Linked DNA regions of Homo sapiens: region 1 is linked to region 2. A link is an interaction called in ENCODE POLR2A ChIA-PET data of the cell type or tissue named here. Cell type or tissue: GM12878. All regions are shown on one strand. Links, peaks and the distances in the headings refer to the core of each region. The heading gives the core; the rest is flanking DNA.

Region 1 (2,908 bases), core at 292-2,791, 410 kb after region 2:
TGACTCAAGACTCCTTTCTTATTTCAGGCCAAAGACTCCAGGGACAGATTTGGGTTAGAAACCTGGCCTCAGGGAAAAGCAAATGAAGCCTGTTCATTCCCCAGAAGAGAAGCAATAGAGAACTGCTCACCGTGATGGGCGCACCTCAGCTTTGCTAATTTATCGTCCTCATGAACCGCACCAGCAAGGGGCCTTCTATGAGGCCGAACTTCCCACTCACCCGAGCCTGTTGGAGACATGACCCAAGGCTTTGGGGGCTTTCTCGCAGCTTCTGCTTAAATGGAGGCAAGGAGGGAGCCAGTCCTTTCACCATGACCTCTAAATGACTCCAGTGCTGAAGGCTGTGGGGCCTTCGATCACTCGAAAACTAGGAGACATATATTTTTAGACACATGCTGTCATCTGGGCAGCCTTAAGTAGATGTTTTCTCTGTCTTTCCTCAGATCTAGTGGGTTTGCAAGAAACCCTCCCAGGGCAGCAGCCTTAGAGGAAGTGCCTGCTAATGCAAGAAGGAGGGCAAGGGGGACAGCAAGCTGGAGCCTGGAGCTGCTCATGCGCTTGGAATCCTCGGCGGGCGCAGGCGGGGATTTACGGACCTGCCTTTTCCCTCATCATTCCGCAGGAAGCTTCTTTAAATGAGCCTCAGCCCAGCAGCTCTCATGGGGCCTGGTGTTTATAGTGGAGACTGAGATAAAAGAACCGTGGAGATGCCAGCCCTGGATATCGACCCCACGGTCCAGGAATCATCAACTGGGCCCGAGGGCAAATTGTGTTCTGTTTTCTCTGTGCGAAATGCCAGAATGCTCCTGCCTCGAAGAGGTTGACTCTGTTGTCAGCTGTGGGAAAAAACAGCCAGAGTTGCTATTTACACCCTGAACTGCAAGCTGGGTAAAAATAGCGCTAGCAGCTTGGTCCAGCTTCAAACCCCACTGCAGAGAGATTATTTTTGGAAGAGAAGATTTTCCTCCCCACCCACAGATCTGAAAATGGTCACCTCCCCGGAAGAAAGGGGGAGAGATGATCCCACGCAAAGGTGAAACCTACCCCCTTCCCACTTTCCCTGCCCAGGACAGCACATCAAGAGACAGACAAGAAATGCCCTCCCCTGACAGCAGGTCAGGCCCAGCACAGCCCTGCAGCTGACCTAGTTCAAGGTACAGTGAGAATTAATTAACTTTGACTAAGTGAGAGGAGGCAGCTTTCTGAACCTGGATGCTGCACCATCCTGTTGCTTGTTATGGCTAAAGGCAGAAAAAATAATTGATCAAAAGAGTACGCAAGACCCCAAAACAATAGCTCAGAGCCTGAGGGTCAGGAAATTACTCTCCAGCCCTCCCACTCCGGATAGGCCGTGATACGGCTGTACAATGATGAACAAATTCCCAAAAGCTTGGTCTGGTCCTGCTTCTGTGTTGAGAACCCCTGGCAGCTGGGGGCTGAAAATTCTTCCCTCAGCTACTTGCTAGAGCTCAGGACCCGGTGTCTGGAGTTCCAGAACCTCCTTCAGGTTCAGGAAGTGATCCACATGACAATCAGTGGAAGAAAAGTCATTCCTTAATAGCATGCCCTTTATTCTGTAAAAAGATATTTTATAGGTACATCTAAGTATGTGGATTATGCTATCTTAGAACTCTAAAAAGATATACACATGTGGATAGTTCTTATCAGGTAAAACTATATTAAGACTATGTGAAAAACAGCAGAGAAAAATACCAGATCCATGGTGTCATGAAATTGTTCTATAATCTGAAAGCACCCAGGCTGCCCAGAGCTGAAACCAAGAGGTGCTTAATAAGTATTTTTAGGGAGGAAGAGAAAACACCTCCCACATCCTACCTCCATCCAAACCTCCTTCTACGGAGATCCAGGAACCAAAATGAATCTTCCAGTTTGAGAAGACATACCTCGGCATCCCCACCCACCTGATAGAAAGGCGAGAGAATGACATAGCGCTCCCCCAACCTCTCAGCACCCCCTACCCAACACACCAGATCTTCACTACCCTGGCCTCAGTGTGAGCTTTGGGGTAGCAACAAAGTCGGGGACACCTGGGTCTAGGTAGAAGTGGCACAGATGGGCATGTGCCAGGGGCACAAGGGCAGCTCATGCCTGGCTTCTCCTCCGGCGGCAGACAGACTGAGGTTTTAGTCTCGTCATTGTCACCTGCTAGCTGTATGACCAACTCACTTCACCTTTTTGAAATCTGTTTTCCTCGCTAAGAGGGCTGATACCACCCACCTGCTGGGGTTGGTGAGAACGAGCTGAAGCAGCACGTGTGAAGGCTGTTTGGTGGCTGCTGCAGAGTGAGGGCTATTGTGCATCCAGGGGCAGTCCTGTTTCTCCGGGGCATATCCTGGGCCAGATTCGGGGATCTGTCTTACTTCCAGCTACCTGACGATGGGGAGTCTACCAGACGGCTAAAGTCTGAACTCTCTGAGAAATGCATGGCATTGACAGAAATTGCTAAAAATGTCCTTTCTCCACAGTGTGAGGCCCTCCTGCACCCTGCCCTTCATTTACCGTGGCCCTTCACCTGAAATGAAAATGGTCACCTCCAAGGAGCCAGAAACAGAATCTCCCTAATTGGGTGTCTCTGCCAATGGGGGTTGTCCGGCCAGCTAAGGGCTGGCTCAGCACAGGCTTCTCAGCTGAGGGAGGTCACGGAAATGGAGTCCCAGTGCCCCTTTCCAAGTCTCATCTACTCATGACATCGGGAGGGAAGAGTTGCTGCTCTGCTGAGTCATAGCTATTTAAGCTATCAGTACTCCGGGCTCGGAGACTCCCCAAGGACCTGGGAAAGACAGCTCAATATCCCTTTGATCAGGACTGCTTCGGGTTTCTATTTCCAAAGTTGAGAAATCCAGATAATGCTGACTCCTGCCCAGGAACGAAGTGAGCTCAGGTCTCT
Region 2 (2,908 bases), core at 147-2,646:
CTGGTGTGGTGGCACGTGCCTGGAATCACAGCTACTTGGGAGGCTGAGGCAGGAGAATCGCTTGAACCCGGGAGGCGGAGGTTGCAGTGAGCCAAGATCGCGCCATTGCACTCCAACTTGGGCAACGAGAGCGAAATTCTGTCTCAAAAAAACCCCAAAGAACAAAAAACGAACCAAACAAAACAAAACAAAAAAAACCTGTGCTTCCCTCGAGTTTCCCATTTCAGGTTATTGTTTACTCATCCTCTTCTAGTCATTTCCCTTTGCCTCAGAATCGTTTACAGAAAAGACAGTCTAAGTTTTAAAGTTCAGCTATGGTAAGAGCCTTGGTTTATTAAAAAATTATCATTTTCCCATGGGTGAAAAGAAAAATAGAGTGAAAATCAAAAGGAGATATTCAAGTCACCTCAGTAAGTCTAATACTTTGTTATGCTGTAAGTTTTAACTTTTTAATCCACTTGGGAAGTATATCTACCAATACATCATTTAAGATCAAGGCAACAACTCATTCTATGTAACAGAACCATTACTTTCCATTGGCTCTACCCTTGTTTTTAGGAGAAGATGTACAGAAGTTACACTTTCTAGTCTAAGACAAAGACAAATTTCCCAGTAGAGCATACACAGACGCTCAACTTCTGTCAAGGAACACTGGCAAACCAACTTCACTTATTTGCCTAAAAATGTGAGTGAGAGCTGTGAATGTAATTTCAGCCCGAAACTTCCCAGAGGGGAGAAGAAACCGGATTAAAGTCTTACCTGTGGTGTGCCCATTTCGCTTTTGTGGTGAAGCTTCTGCCGTTGAGCCTCCAGGTACTCCTGAAATGGCTTCTGCAGAGATGGACCTATGCCGGGGACAGCACTGGAAGCAGGGTACAGTAGCCCAAAGAAAAAGACACATTTGGGAAGAAAAGCAGGAAAAACGTTAAAGAAAATGTACTTACCACCTGGACTCAAAAGGCAGGGATTGGATAGGAAGAGGAATAAAATATAAAAATCAGAGAACTGCTGAAATTCTGTGACCCCTTTTTAGTTAAAAAAAAAAAAAAAAAAAAAGAAAATTTACTCCATCTAACAACCCCTTAAAAACCAAAATCTCTCCCACCAACATGTCTGGGAGAAACCAAGAGCTGTAAATCAGAAACCGCTTCCAGCAAAAGAGTTAGTCCTCAGAGTAAGGTCAGCTCAGCTGATACTGTACTCTGGTATGGCACAAAGAATAAAATGAATGACTTCTCAGAAGTCCCACATTTATCACCACTAGTTCCTGTAAGAACTGGTTTGAACCAATTAATAAGGAAATGACTTATGCTTGTGTCATCCCTAGTTAAAAAAGAAACTGCCCGCCCTCTCTCTGACTTGTCCCCTCTTCTCAGAGGGGGCGGTCTTTCTCAATCTAAGTCCTTATTAGGACAATCTGTGCGTCATCCTTATCCAAAAAGAATGCATTAGCAAACTTGGGAGGCACCTCCCACTAGTCAGAAGTCAGTGATTAACAAAGGAACAAAGAAGGAACTATGAACTTTGAATCCTTTCATGGTTTATGGTAGACAGTTTGCACAGAAACTCCAGTACATTAGTAACAGCTTGTTCTGAGATGATTGGGATAGTGATCTTTGATAAATTTATGTACTCGGAGCTCCTTCTTACCCAGAATACATGGAGGCAGTGCTGTTAAACCGGTTTGGCAACTGTAGCTAACAGGCTCCTGTTTTAGACATGCTTGCAGGCGTTTTTAAAAACGGTAGCTTGGGGCAACTTAGAAAAATCAAACATCTCTATTTTCTGTACCTTTTAGTTTCTTACCTGTTACATAGGGCTAAGGAGGTAAATAAGTTCAAACTCTTTCTTAGAGCCAGCCAAAGAGATTCCGATATGTACTTGCAACACTGCCTAATGCTTGTCCTATTAAGTACACTGACTCAAATTCACTTCACTTCACTTTTTTTTTTTTGAGACAGAGTCTCACTCTGTCCCCCAGGCTGGAGTGCAATGGCCTGATCTCGGCTCACTGCAACCTCTACCTCCAGGGTTCAAGTGATTCTCCTGCCTCAGCCTCCCAAGTAGCTGGGATTACAGGCGCTTGTCACCATGCCTGGCTATTTTTTTTTGTATTTTTAGTAGAGATGGGGTTTCACCATCTTTGCCAGGCTGGTCTTGAACTCCTGACCTCGTGATCCCCCTTCCTCGGCCTCCCAAAGTGCTGGGATTACAGGTGTGAGCCACCGCGACTGGCCTTCACTTCTTTTCTAGAACAATTCCTTGCTGCTTTTTATAACAAAAAGCAGGAATAGAAGAGTTTTTGCTATTATATTTTATCAGATGCTAACATATCCCTAACTTCTGGCTGATTCTTTTCTTTAATCCTTTTTATCTATCAGTCACCAAATACTTAATTGATTCCTTTTGCTGGGAAAAAAGCCAAAAAAAAAAAAAACCAAACTGCCCACAAGGAACTTAAAATCATTTATGGGGATTTGGATTCAAAACATAGGCAGATGCGCACACATGTGTGCGCACACACACACACGAACTGATCTGTGAACAAAATAATTTACAATTCAATATTAAAGTTTTTGGTACAGAAGATATATACCGAAGGAATTGGAGGGAGAAAAGAGAGATCAGTGAGGGGTGAAGTTGTTAAAAAGGTCCTCTAGGCCATGTGTGGTGGCTCACGCTTGTAATCCCAGCACTTTGGGAGGCCAAGATGGGAGGATGGCTTGAGCCCAGGAGTTCAATACCATCCTGGGAAACATGGTGAAACCCTGTCTCTACAAAAAATACAAAAATGAGCTGAGAATGGTGGCATGTGCCTGTAGTCCCTGCTACTCAGGAGGCTACAGTGAGAGCCCAGGAAGCTCAGGGCTGCACTGTACTCCAGCCTCGGTGACAGAGACCCTGCCTC

Evidence for each region. ChIA-PET counts read pairs that join two places held together with the same protein. Peaks named below come from ENCODE experiments on the same cell type or tissue, not always from the same donor. Only the 100,000 strongest peaks of a DNase experiment are listed, where the experiment ranks them.
Region 1: POLR2A ChIA-PET joins it to region 2 with 10 read pairs; 4 of 35 experiments call an interaction of 5 or more read pairs at or near these places.

What each region holds. Positions count from the first base shown.
Region 1 is chr17:59,423,387-59,426,294 of GRCh38, reverse strand. No RefSeq gene overlaps it. Among named protein-coding and RNA genes, the nearest start is that of MIR4729, 59 kb to the right of the region's middle. In GM12878, for the core only: no CTCF peak of the experiment used is centred there; no DNase peak of the experiment used is centred there.
Region 2 is chr17:59,836,249-59,839,156 of GRCh38, reverse strand. It overlaps VMP1 (vacuole membrane protein 1), which reads right to left. Exons shown (of 12, transcript NM_030938.5): 11 at 760-862. Among named protein-coding and RNA genes, the nearest start is that of MIR21, 3.6 kb to the left of the region's middle. RefSeq lists enhancers at 308-1,037, 543-1,742, 1-1,906, 1,488-1,947. In GM12878, for the core only: no CTCF peak of the experiment used is centred there; DNase peaks (open chromatin) are centred at 748 and 1,406; H3K4me3 peaks cover 1,833 bases; H3K27ac peaks cover 2,500 bases.